Regions from separate parts of the Mus musculus genome. Here region 2 is linked to region 1. Evidence: chromatin contacts called from ENCODE Hi-C or POLR2A ChIA-PET data. All regions are on one chromosome and are shown on one strand. Each heading gives the region's core, a stretch centred on a gene start or an enhancer-like site at or near the end of the contact. The rest is flanking DNA. Distances are from core to core; before and after follow the strand shown.

Evidence for each region. Hi-C counts contacts between places; a loop is a spot of excess contacts on that map. ChIA-PET counts read pairs that join two places held with the same protein, here RNA polymerase II (POLR2A).
Region 2: a map of T-helper 17 cell shows a loop between it and region 1 (4-fold over the local background). The contact joins the promoter of Grcc10 here to the enhancer-like site in region 1. A Hi-C loop is called at or near these places in 1 of 37 maps with a recorded cell type or tissue (T-helper 17 cell). POLR2A ChIA-PET finds 5 or more read pairs at or near these places in 1 of 5 experiments (embryonic stem cell).

The regions. Positions count from the first base shown.
Region 1 is chr6:122,807,180-122,813,767 of GRCm38, reverse strand. No RefSeq gene overlaps it. Among named protein-coding and RNA genes, the nearest start is that of Foxj2, 9.7 kb to the left of the region's middle. Within about 2 kb of position 2,812, at least 1 of the 3 ENCODE cell types and tissues checked has a DNase peak (open chromatin) inside an H3K27ac peak, as active enhancers do.
Region 2 is chr6:124,738,878-124,744,648 of GRCm38, reverse strand. Grcc10 (gene rich cluster, C10 gene) reads left to right here and starts at 3,580. Exons shown (of 3, transcript NM_013535.2): 1 at 3,580-3,729; 2 at 3,954-4,130; 3 at 5,236-5,466. The coding sequence starts at 3,678. The coding sequence ends at 5,387. Rnu7 (U7 small nuclear RNA) reads left to right here and starts at 3,363; the gene lies at 3,363-3,424. Atn1 (atrophin 1) reads left to right here. Exons shown (of 10, transcript NM_007881.4): 8 at 758-901; 9 at 1,239-1,419; 10 at 1,544-2,105. The coding sequence ends at 1,577.

The DNA.
Region 1 (6,588 bases), core at 1,563-4,062:
GGACAACCAGGGGATGTGGCACTTCTGAACACCTGCACTCACACGCACAAACACATACACGTAATTTAAAATAAAATAGGTCTTATAAACAATGGGGGGGGGGGCATCTTCTTGGAGACAAGTGGGAGGAGGAATGGGATGGAAAAAAGAAAAAGAGAAGAGGAAGAAGAAGAGGGGGAAGCAGGGGAGTTGGAACAAAGGAAGGAAATAATAAACAATGGGCCAGGTAGTGGTGGTGTCTAAGTCTTTAATCCCAGCACTCAGGAGGCAGAAGTACACACAGATGTTATAAGTTCGAGGCCAGTCTGGTCTACAGAGTGAGTTTCAGGACAACCAAGGCTACACAGAGAAACCCTGCCTTGAAAAACAAACAAAGGTGGATTAATGAAATTCCATTATTTTTAAGGGATATTTAAAAATGTGTATTAGAGTGACTTAAGCATGAAATGTCTGAAATTTGTCTCAAAATAATCAAGTGACCAGGAGGAAAGTAGAGGTGGCAAAATATTGGCCAAATATTGCTTATTGCAACATTTAAGCATACATGTTGTTCTCAGGCTAAAGAGATAGCTAAGATTTCAGCTCTTGCAGAGGACCCAATTGGACACGCAAGTCCAGCCTCTACCACCACCACCTGTGACTCAAGCTCCAGGAGATCTGGATTCTCTCCCCTGGGTGCTGAGGGCACATGTAGTCACATGTGTACTATTCCGTGTCATGCTCACATGCATGTACAAGAGTGAAAATAAAGTTAGAGCTGGAGAGATGGCTCAGAGATTAAGAGCACTTGCTGCTCTAACAGAGGTCCCCATTTACATTCGAGCCCTGCTGTCCACTGTTCACAACTGGCTGTAACTCCCAGTTGCAGGAGACTAACTCCCTCTTCTGACCTCTCCTGGCTCCTACATGCATGTAATGCGGATATATATATATACACACATACACGATAGATATTAATAAGATAAAAATATAAGATGTCATTGTCATTCTCTCTACTTTTGTGTTTGAAATTTTACAACAGAGCTTTTAAAAAAATTAAAAAGAAATAGTAAAATGTTTGCTATCATGTTTTGTGTATGTATCGTTACCTAGTATCTTTAATTTACACTACATCCTTTTTAATTGTTGTTATTATTTCATTTACATTCCAAATGTTGCCCCCCTTCCTGGTCCCTCTTTCCAGAGTTCTTCACCCCATCCTCCCTCCCCTTCGCCTCTGGGAAGGTACACACACATCCCAGCATTCCCCTTCCTGGGGTATCAAGTCTCTAAGGAGTAGGTGCATCCTCTCCCACTGAGCCCAGACAAGGCAGTCAGTCCTGTGTTACATATGTGCAGGGCCACGGATCAGCCCGTGTATGCTCTTTGGTTGGTGGCTTAGTCTCTAGGACCTCCCAGGAGTCCCCGTTAGTTAATACTGTTGGTCTTCCTATGGGGTTGCCATACTCTTCAGCTCCTTCAATCCTTTCCATAGGGGTCTCGAACTCAGTCCAATGGTTGGCTGTAAGTATCTGCATCTGATTCAGTCAGCTGTTGGTAGAACCTTTCAGAAGACAGCTATGCTAGGCTGCAAGCACAACATGGCATCAGTAATTGTATCCGGGTTTGGTGCCTGTGCGTGGGATGGATCCCAAGTTGGGCCGGTCATGGGATAGCCTTTCTTCAGTCTCTGCCCCGTTTTTGTCCCTGCTTTTCCTTTATACAGGAACAATTCTGCGTCAAACCAAATCCAGAAAGCAGCAGATTTTCATCCATTTTACAAAGGCGTTGAGATAGCAGCACCTCTGCTCTTTAGCTCCCTCTACGAATCATTGGCCAACTATAAGAGGCAGCCTATAGCCACCAGGCTCCAGGTTTCTGCTTCCCTTAGTATATTTGTCGTCCATGTTAGGGGTGGGGGGGCGGTGTCACTAAACCGGCATACAAATGACTCATGTGTATCATGTTCATCAGGCAAAATGTGAGTTCTTATTTGAACATCCGAAAGAGGAAGGAAAAAAACAAACAAACAAAAAAACCTACCACTTAAAGATTGTAGTCCCTGGAATAAAGAACACAAGTATAATAAAAGTTCTCTGAGTAGTTTGCATCTTCTTGACTTTTTTTTCTTTTTCAGTTTATGCGTTCATTTTACATCCTGATTAATTTCTAAACTATGTAGAGAACCGAGGCTCGCTAGGGAGACGAGAGCGAGCGTTTAGAGCGAGGCTGGGGCGGGAGTCGCACACCCAGGGAGGCCCAGCGATGGGTCTGTTCCACCTTAAGAGGCGCCAGCCTCTCCCCGCTCTGAGCAAGCTCTCGGCTCCGCCCACCCCGGTGTCAGCCCGGCCCGGAACGCGGAGGAGAGGAGGGAGGAGAGCGGCGGTAGGCGGATGGAAAGATCCGCGCCCCCGGCTGCCGGCCCAGCGTCCGGGGCTGGGAGCGCAGCGCGGGCTCCGAGATAGACCCGCGAGCCACTGCAAAGGCGGCTGAGACGGGGCCCGCGGGGCCATCCCGGGTGGGCGCCGGGGCACCAGACTGGATCCGAGATAGACCCGGACGCTGGCAGCACAGACTGTACAAAGTTGTAACTTCCCCGGTGCCCGGACGCCTAGCGTCAAGGCATTTCCAAAAAGGGGGGGGGGGCATGCCTCTCCTTTGTCCTGACTGGTGGAGTTGAGCATGGGCTGGGCCCTGGACTGAGCGAGGGTTGGCCACCTGGGTAGTCCATCAAAGGATGATGCGGTGAAGGGTGGCCATTTGGGGAGGAAGTAAAGATTATTTTGGTACCTCCTCCCCCAGTTAGTGATTGGCGGAGGTTTGCCGTGATGTAAAACAGGGCATAAAAATGTCCGTAAAGGTACCGGGCCTATTGGCCGGTCTCTCAGGGAGGAATTCTAGGGTGGACCGTGAAGAGCCAGCCGACGCTGGTTTTGTAGGGGAGGACCAAATGGGTTGACACCCGGAAATGAGTTAGGAAGGGAACTCAGGGAAAGCGAGGGAAACCGGCTCACCTACTTTGCCCTCACAAAGGTCATTTCCTGCATGGGATCGATAGTTTCCTGTTTACTTACTCCTCGGGAGGGAGCGCGTACACTGGCTTCCTGGAATATACCCGATATTCACACTTAACTTTTGAGCCCAGGCTTCCCTTTTAGTCACGGTACCAACGGGAATGAATGAAATGGTGAAAAGGAAACGCAAGGGATTTATCTCCACGTAGAGAACGGAAATGGAGTGGGGCTGGAGGTTGTCTTTCATGCACGCAAGAAGACAAAACTAGGCGTGTTGGCGTACACCTGTGATGTGAGGTGAAGGCAGGATGAGGATGTTCAGAAGTTCAAAGTCATCCTCGACTACGTAGAGAGAAGCAAGTCTGGATTAAATTTGACGATGGGGGAGGGGCGTATTGATGGTTGAAAGTGAAAAGAACTCAAAATAAACTAGCTTGGTGACTCACCCCTTTAATCCTGTAGTTTGGGAGGCTTGCAGGCTAATTTCTGAATTTGAGGCAAGCCTGCTCAAACACAGCGAGATCCAGGACAGCCCAATTAGACTCAAAAAAAAAAAAATCTGAACTGAAACTCTTCTGCATAGGCAGGCACTTCACTCTCTTGTGTCTGGGACAGGCAGTGCATACACAGAAGAAGACAAAGTATGAGGGGAAAGATATTATTTTTAAAGATGCCCTTGTATGTCTTATGAACCCTCCCCACTTTTTAAATTCTCACTTAACCACTTGTGTTATAAAAATAATTACATGTGTTCATTAATTCATAATTAAATTTTGAAAAGAAGGCAATGAACTTGAGTTTGTTGGTTTTTTTTTTTTTTAATAGTATAGAATAAAGTTTATTCAGGGCCTGGAGAGTTAAGAAGGTAGTAGAGGCAGAGAGGGAGAAGTAGAGGCCATCCATGAACACATGGATAGAGGGGGAAGGGAATGGGGAAGGGAGGAAGAAGGGAAGAGCCCAAGAGGGCAAGAGAGAAGTCGGACAACTGAACTTGAGATTGTTGAATCAGATAGAACCTTAGATTCAAGGGGAATCCTCTTGGTTCACTGAAGTCTGGCTCCCTCTTCTAAAACAATAATAGCTACCAATTTCTCTTATATCTGGAGACCCCAAAACCAGCCATAAGACCTCAAAAGACTAGTGGGGGAGCAGGGGATGATGGCTCAGGCCTTTAATCTCCTCACTTAGGAGGCAGAAGCAGGCAGATCTGAGTTTGAGAACAGCCTAGCCTACTTGAGTTCCAGAACAGCCAGATATAGTTCAATGCAATGGGTGTTTATGGGGAGACAGGAGGGGGTTTGCTTAGCTGTGCATTACATTTGGCAGGGTAGGTTACAGTGAATAGAAAGGGCTTTATGTAGAAAAGGTTTTAATGACGGGGACTCGGTGCTTACAAAATTGTTGCAAGTGCTGCAGCATCTTAGAAATGACTCCAAGAGGGCTGGAGAGATGGCTCAGTGGTTACGAGCACTGAATGCTCTGCCAGAGGTCCTGAGTTCAATTCCCAGCAACCACTTGGTGGCTCACAACCATCTGTAATGGGATCCGATGCACTCTTCTGGTGTGTGTCTGAAGACAGCTGCAGTGTACTCATGTAAATAAAAAATAAATCTTTAGGGAAAAAAAAGGGAGAAATGACTCCAAGAATTCAACTACTGAGCTCATCTTCCAGGGAGCCTCAGAGGGTAAGGAATCAGCACTGTGTTGCTGACATTGTTAACTTGATGACCCCACTGAGCGGTGCTGTGAGCCAGGCATCAGAAAGCTACTGTTGTTGCTACTATGGCCTTGACAGCCAACTATGCCCATGAAGTAATAGTGATTAGTCCTGGAATGGTAGACTAAAGCCAGCACTGTCCCATAGTCATGCTAGCAAGCCATAGGTGCTTTATTTTACATTCCATATCTGTAAAGTATGCAGATCATAATTTATAGCTAAAAATCCTGGCCTCCTTTATTAATTTCCACCCTATAACTCCAATAAGTAGTTTTTGACATTTTTCAACACCTGCTTTGTATGAGATACTTTTCAACTTTGTATGAGATACTTCAACAGCTGGAAGGTGCATCAGGCCAAGTCCCTGTTACAAAGACCACAGACCCAGGTTGTCCAGGAATATTCTGTGTAGTGCCAGGGAAGTGTTAGTGATCACACACACACACAACAGACAGGAGCTGATCTGATGCAACTCACAGCAGGGTCTTAATTCTTTTCAAGCTAGCTCATCCCCGACTTGGTGGAGAGGGAACCTAGAATATCTATTGGGGCAAGGTTTTATAGTAAGCAGCAAGTTGGGGATAAGTGTGCAAGCATCTAATTGGAAAGCTACTATGGCCTTTAGCATAACTGGCTGGTGCTGGAAATTAAATAATAAACTTAATTTTTACTCCCCTCTGCATTGGTGGCTGTTAGGCAAGGGGTGGAATTGTAACCTGGGGAGGCAGATGTGTTGGGGTAGTAACCTGGGAATGTTGGTCTTGTTAGGGGTGTAACCTGGAGATGCAGGTCTTGTTGGGGGTTGAGCCTAGAGACTCGAGCTAGGCTCTGGTTTTGTTGGGGGCTAACTTGGACACTAATGCTAGGTACTGGCCTGTTAGTTTACCTGAGTTCAAAGTTAGGTCAGGTTCTCTAAAAATGGAGTCTGAATTTAAAGATTTGGCCTCTCATCTGTACTTAGCAAAGAAGACCCACTCCTCAGTTCTAAAAAAATTTGAGATAGTCCATCACTCTAATCCCTGCCTACAAGAACCATATGAGAGAGCCACATGATGGTACACAGCTAGTTCTTGGGACAGAGAGGCAAGGGTGACCTAGAACTCCTGATGTCCTGCCTCTTCCTCAAAGGGGCTAGGATCACAGGTGTATCCCACCACACCTGGCCTTTAGGTTTCTTCTGTCTCAGAAATACTGCGACATTCATGTTTCCCCAACTTCCTTTCAGATAAAGTATTCTGAACTTTCCCTAACAATTTGCCCTATTGGCTGGAGAGGTGGTTGGACGGGTAAGAGCACTTACTGCTCTTGAAGGAGACCCTCATTTGGTTCTCAGCACCCATGATGTCATTCACAATCTCCTGTAACTCCAGTTCCAGGAGACTCTTCTGATGGTCTTGGGTTTCTGCATGCATGTGGTACACATAAGTACACTCAGGCACGCGCACACACACACACACATAAAAATAAATATTTACTTTAATTAGCCATATCAGACTGATCCCAAGCAATGACTCTTATGTTTAAATCCCCTCCTAAACTATGCATTCACAAAGTCAGAGAGAGATCCCTCAAACTACCCTTAGTATTTACTAGTGTATTATGGTCATGATTCTAAAACGAGTGTTCATTGAACTGAAATTGAGAGAAATCTAATTATTCAGCTTCTTCACATCTTAATTTTAAAATATATATATATATATATATATTTATTATTTGTTTTGAAACAGGGTCTCACAGTGCAGCCCTGGCTGGCCTAGGACTTGCTATATAGAGCAGGCTAGCCTTGAACTCATGGAGATCTGCCTGTCTCTACCTCCAAAGTGTACTTGAATACAGGTGTCTATGGAGACCAGAGTCTATTGACTCTATCAGAACCTT
Region 2 (5,771 bases), core at 2,331-4,830, 1.9 Mb before region 1:
CTGAGATTGCCGTTCTAGTGTTTGCTTCCTTGGCTTCCCGTCACACTGTCTCGTACCTGCTCGTCTTCACACTGTCTCGTACCTGCTCGTAGCCCAGCCCCTCTATCCTTGATAACAGATCAACATGGAGCCTTTGGAAGAACCACCTTCCTTTCTTATGTTCATACCCTCTCCGTGCCCTTCACACATCGATGTGCTTGTTTCTCTGTATACAGAGCTTGTTTGGTGTCAGCGTCTCCTTTTCCTTACATCTCGGAGTCTTCTGTATTTCTGCCCATCTGTAGATTTAGAACTTTTTAGGGAAGTCCATGAAACTTAGCCATAGGCAATAATGAGCTTATATACTGTTTTATATACTGTAGTTTATAGCCCAGAACACTGCCCGGCTGGCCTTAAGCAATTCAACTCCGGGCATTTTTAGGCATCACAGTCTGCTCATGTTCACACCAGCTCCTAATAGTTCTCCCTGATACATTTCTTAAACTTAAGAAAGAAGTGTTTCCTAAACTTACCCTTCATCTTTTCTGAGGAGTCCAGTCTTTTCTTTGCTTCTCTGCTCTGTAATATCCTGTCTTCAGTCTTCCGTGTCTCTTCTCCAGCTGCTCTGTCATCTCAGAGGGTCTAGCTCCTCTCTCCCACCTTGGTTCTGCTTTGGATCCTTGTGTCTGTCTCTTCACAAGCTAGATCCCTCCACCCCAGTGCATAGTTGTCCCCAACCCTGCCTCCTGGTGACACCTTCCTCTTCTCTGCCCTCCAGCCTCTGCCTCGGTGCACCCTCTCATTGACCCCCTGGCCTCAGGGTCTCACCTTACCCGGATCCCCTACCCAGCTGGGACCCTCCCCAACCCCCTTCTTCCTCACCCTCTGCACGAGAACGAAGTTCTTCGTCACCAGCTTTTTGGTAAGGATGGAGGAGGGGAGGCGTACGTGAGGGAAGACCAGAACAGAGGAACTCGGGGGGGTAGAAGGGCCAAATGGAGTTTGGAGAGAGATGTGAGCAGCTAAGATAGAAACGGAGACCTGAGGCCCTTCTAAAGGAGCCTCAAGAGCTAGGGCTCGTTCCCTTCTAAAGGAGCCTCAAGAGCTAGGGCTCGTTCCGTTCCACCACAGGCCGACAGATAGAGCATAGGCTAGGTGCTGTAACTTTGCATTTTAGCCTCAGCTTCCTCTGTCTGTCTGGAACGTTGGCTGACTGTCCCCATCCAGCAGTCATTTACTCCTGTGCCTTCTTCTCACAGCTGCCCCTTACCGGGACCTGCCGGCCTCCCTTTCTGCTCCAATGTCAGCGGCTCATCAGCTGCAGGCCATGCACGCGCAGTCAGCTGAGCTGCAGCGCTTGGCGCTGGAACAGCAGCAGTGGCTACATGCTCATCACCCATTGCACAGCGTGCCACTACCTGCCCAGGAAGACTACTACAGGTACTCCAGGTTGCCCCCAGAGCACAAGGGGAAGTGGGTTCTGGGCATGGTCCAACAGGACACCGAGCCCTTGGGAGGGGAAGCCCCCTTTCTCAGTCTCATCTCTGCATTGCCTCTTATCTAGTCACCTGAAGAAGGAGAGTGACAAGCCGCTGTAGAGCTGCGATCCAGACAGCACCCACTGCTCCTTCATCCAGACCTTGGAGGACCACCCCAACCTTTTGACCCCACCCCACCCCCAGCCGAGGAGAGGGTGCTGCCCGCTTGCAGAGCTCCTGCAGCTGGGTAGAGGGAGGGAGGGAAGAAGGGACAGACAAGGTCAGGGCCCGGGGTTGTGTGCAGAGGTGGGAAGTGGCAAGGGTGGGGGCAGAAAGTGCACAGTATCTTGGACCAGGTCCCTCCTCCTATCCCCTGCTTTTCTTCTCCTCTATGCCGAATCCTTGGTGGCCACTGCCCCTCCCCTAACCCATTGGTGTGATTTTTTTCATCTGTTAGATGTGGCTGTTTTGCGTAGCATTGTGTGCTGCCCCGCCCCATCCCTGTGTGTGCACCCCCTCCCTCGGCGATATGTGCCCTTACCCGTCCCACATTAATAATTTATATATATAAATATCTATATGATGCTCTTTAAAAAACATCCTGACCAAAACCAACCAAACAAAAACATCCTCACAGTTCCCCAGGAATATGTCTGTGACGTGTTTTTTATTTGGGGGAGGGTGGTTGCAGTGGGTAGGGTGTTGGGGTGGGTAGGGAGAGAGGTCTGGTTGTTGTAGGGGAAGTGGGAAGGGATGAATGGGGTTTTCTTATGGAAACTTAGGAGTTGGACAAGGCTCTTTTTTATTACTCATTTATTTTACAAGAGTCTTCATGCATACCAGAAGAGAATATCAAATCCCATTACAGATGGTTGTGAGCCACCAAGTGGTTGCTGGGAATTGAACTCAGGACACCTGGAAGAGCAGTCTGTGCTCTTAACCCCCTGAGCCATCTCTTTAACCTGACAAGGCTCTTCTTGATCTTGGATGCTCAGCTATACTTATGGGGTGCCCTGTCCTAGACCTTTAGATTGGGGAGTTCAGGCTCCTGAGGCCGTTCAGAGCAAGAATAGGCGCACAGCAAGCATAAGCAAATCTAAGACCTACTCAGCCCTTGGAAGTACATCACTGACATAATGTGCCACCAGAGTGCTCCAGAGACAGTTTCAGAGATCTGAATCCCTTCTCAGCATAGTTTATGATTTGAAACAGTTAAAGGTGTATAACATGGAGGCCAATAAGATTAGTATTTGTAAAAGATTTACTAATAGTTAGGTGTATGAGCTCATGTCTGCGCTTATGAATGCAAGGCCTCAAAAGAGACCAGAAGCTGTTGGGTCCCTGTAGCTTGGAGTTAGGGCAGTTAGGAATTGCCAAGCAGGGTGAGCCATCTTTGCAACCCCTCTATTTTTAATGAAGCAGGGCCATGGAGCCCAAGCTGGCCTTGAACTTCTCAGCTTTTGTGCTGGTATCACAGAAATGTGGCGCTATGCCCGGTCGGGCCTGATGTTCCAGAGTCTTTGCAGTGTGGGGAACTTGTAAGGATGAGACTACAAGACATCGGGCCACATCGCCTGCCACTACTTAAGTCCGATTCACTTCGGCTTTAGCTCCAAGCCTTTAATCTCGCGAAGCTCTTTTTTTTTTTTTAACAACATAGGAGCTGTGATTGGCTGTTTTCAGCCAATCAGCACTGACTCATTTGCATAGCCTTTACAAGCGGTCACAAACTCAAGAAACGAGCGGTTTTAATAGTCTTTTAGAATATTGTTTATCGAACCGAATAAGGAACTGTGCTTTGTGATTCACATATCAGTGGAGGGGTGTGGAAATGGCACCTTGATCTCACCCTCATCGAAAGTGGAGTTGATGTCCTTCCCTGGCTCGCTACAGACGCACTTCCGCAAGTGTTACAGCTCTTTTAGAATTTGTCTAGCAGGTTTTCTGACTTCGGTCGGAAAACCCCTCCCAATTTCACTGGTCTACAATGAAAGCAAAACAGTTCTCTTCCCCGCTCCCCGGTGTGTGAGAGGGGCTTTGATCCTTCTCTGGTTTCCTAGGAAACGCGTATGTGCTAGAGCCACGCTCTGAGACTTCCGCCTCGTGCGGTCCCGCTTCCTTTCTGCCTCCTCTGGCCTGCATCCGTGGGGGAGGTGGCTGGCTGCAGGGTTCTCCGGATCTCTTCTGTGTTCCCACTACTCAAGCACCGAGTGGCGTTCTATGGCGTCCGCCTCGGCTCAGCCCGCGGCCCTGAGCGCGGAGCAGGCCAAGGGTGAGGAAAGAGCCTAGTCTGGGTGTGGGCCGTCTTCTGGGGGGAGGGCGCGATACTATTCTTTGCCTCTCCAAGTGGGGCCCTTGCCCATTAGGGCGAAGGGTTGGGAGGACAAGCTTATCGGGTTGCTTGCAGGCCTCGGCCCACTAATTCCCTGCCTCTTCCCTCCTCTGGGCTCGCCCGCCGTCCTCCGCGGACCTCTCTGGGATGCTTCCGTCTCGCAGTGGTCCTGGCGGAGGTGATTCAAGCGTTCTCGGCCCCAGAGAATGCCGTGCGCATGGACGAGGCTAGAGACAATGCGTGCAACGATATGGGCAAGATGCTGCAATTTGTGCTGCCCGTAGCCACACAGATCCAACAAGAGGTTATTAAAGCCTATGGCTTCAGCTGCGACGGGGAAGGTGGGTCCCACAGGGCTTGGCAAAGGAATGGACTGGGGGTGGGACGCATGATGATGCCCCCCCCCCCCCCCGATCGATCTTTTTCTCGCCACAGGGCGGCAGTCACATCAAACATTGCCACTCACAGTTCAGGGACTAGACTTAAGCCCCGCCTGAAAAGTTATGGCTCTTGAAGCCAGGCATGGCCACAGTGGCCTTTCATCCCAGCATTTGAGAAGCAGAGGCAGGCAGGTCTCTGAGTTCAAGGCCAGCCTGGTATGTAGGGTGAGGAGTTCCAGGGTAGCCATGGCTATACAAAGAAAACCCTGTCTTGAAAAAACAAAAACCCACCAAACAAAAGTTCTGGCTCTAGAGTCCAAAGCCCTACATAGGCAAGTGTTTCTCCATGGCCCTCGAACTTCCCAGCTCTCCCCGAGTCAGGATCGCAGTAAGTTGCCCAGAATGGCCTTGAACCAGAGACCCACCTTTCTCAGCCTTTTGAGTAAGTGACAGGCTTGAGTCACTGGGCCCAGCTCTAACCTGAACTCTCTCGTGTACCTGAACTCTTTCTTGTCTGCCTTTTGGCTAATAGGTTTGGTGTGGCAGGTTGAGCCCTCTCTTCCCAAGGACAGTTGTTTATTAATTTTGTGTTTGTTTGTTTGTTTGTTTGTTTGTTAGCTAGCCAGGACTACCAGGGAGTCTCTTTCAAATCAGGCTGCTTGAGGCTAAGCTGCTGAACGTGGTTCACCCGAGACTGAAAACATAATGCTTTTTAATTTTTTGTTTGTTTGTTTGAGACAGGGTTTCTCTGTGTAGCCCTGGCTATCTTGGAACTCAATCTGTAGACCAGGCAGGCCTCGAACTCAAGAGACCCACCTACCTCTGCCTCCCGAGTGCTGGGATTAAGGGCAGGCCCAGCTGTTTTAGGGCTTTTTTATATTGCATCCAGTTGTGCCTAGTGAAAACCGGGGCGGGGTTGGTTGAAGCCATGCAGGACATGGGGGTGAATTGTCCTCTATTGCAGATGGCTGCCTGACGAAAGGAGATCTTCTGCTCTAGGGAGCCCCCTTGGCTGCCTCCACACACTGGTCCCCAGCAGTGTGGCTTGACTTGCTTCTGATTGCAGGTGTCCTTAAGTTTGCCCGCCTGGTCAAGTCTTATGAAGCCCAGGATCCCGAGATTGCCAGCCTGTCAGGCAAGCTGAAGGCCCTGTTCCTGCCACCCATGACACTGCCGCCCCATGGGCCTGCTTCTGGAAGCAGTGTGGCAGCCTCCTGAGATTGGTTCTCGTATGTGTGCTGCTGCTGTGGAGGCGGCCCTTGTGTTCCAGAGGATAATAAATGTACTTGTGACTAAACCTTTGTGTCAGTCATTTGTAGTCCTGATTACCCCCTCTTGTTGCCACCCAGCCGCCTCTAGCCTTTCCCCTCCTTTAGACCCTTTCTATCCTCTTCGCTGGGACCAACCCTGCTCTCATGAGACCTAGGGTGTGGGAGGCTAAGATGGGCCTCTTGGTACCCTGGGAGGTTTGCTCACAAAGGTGGCACCTCCTAGAGCAGCGGGCCCAGGCTCTTCTTTGGGCTCTCTGCTTTCCACTGTCAGAGAGGTACTCTTCCGAGGGCGGTCCCTTGGCTAGGGTTACTTCCTGGGCTTTGCTTCTAC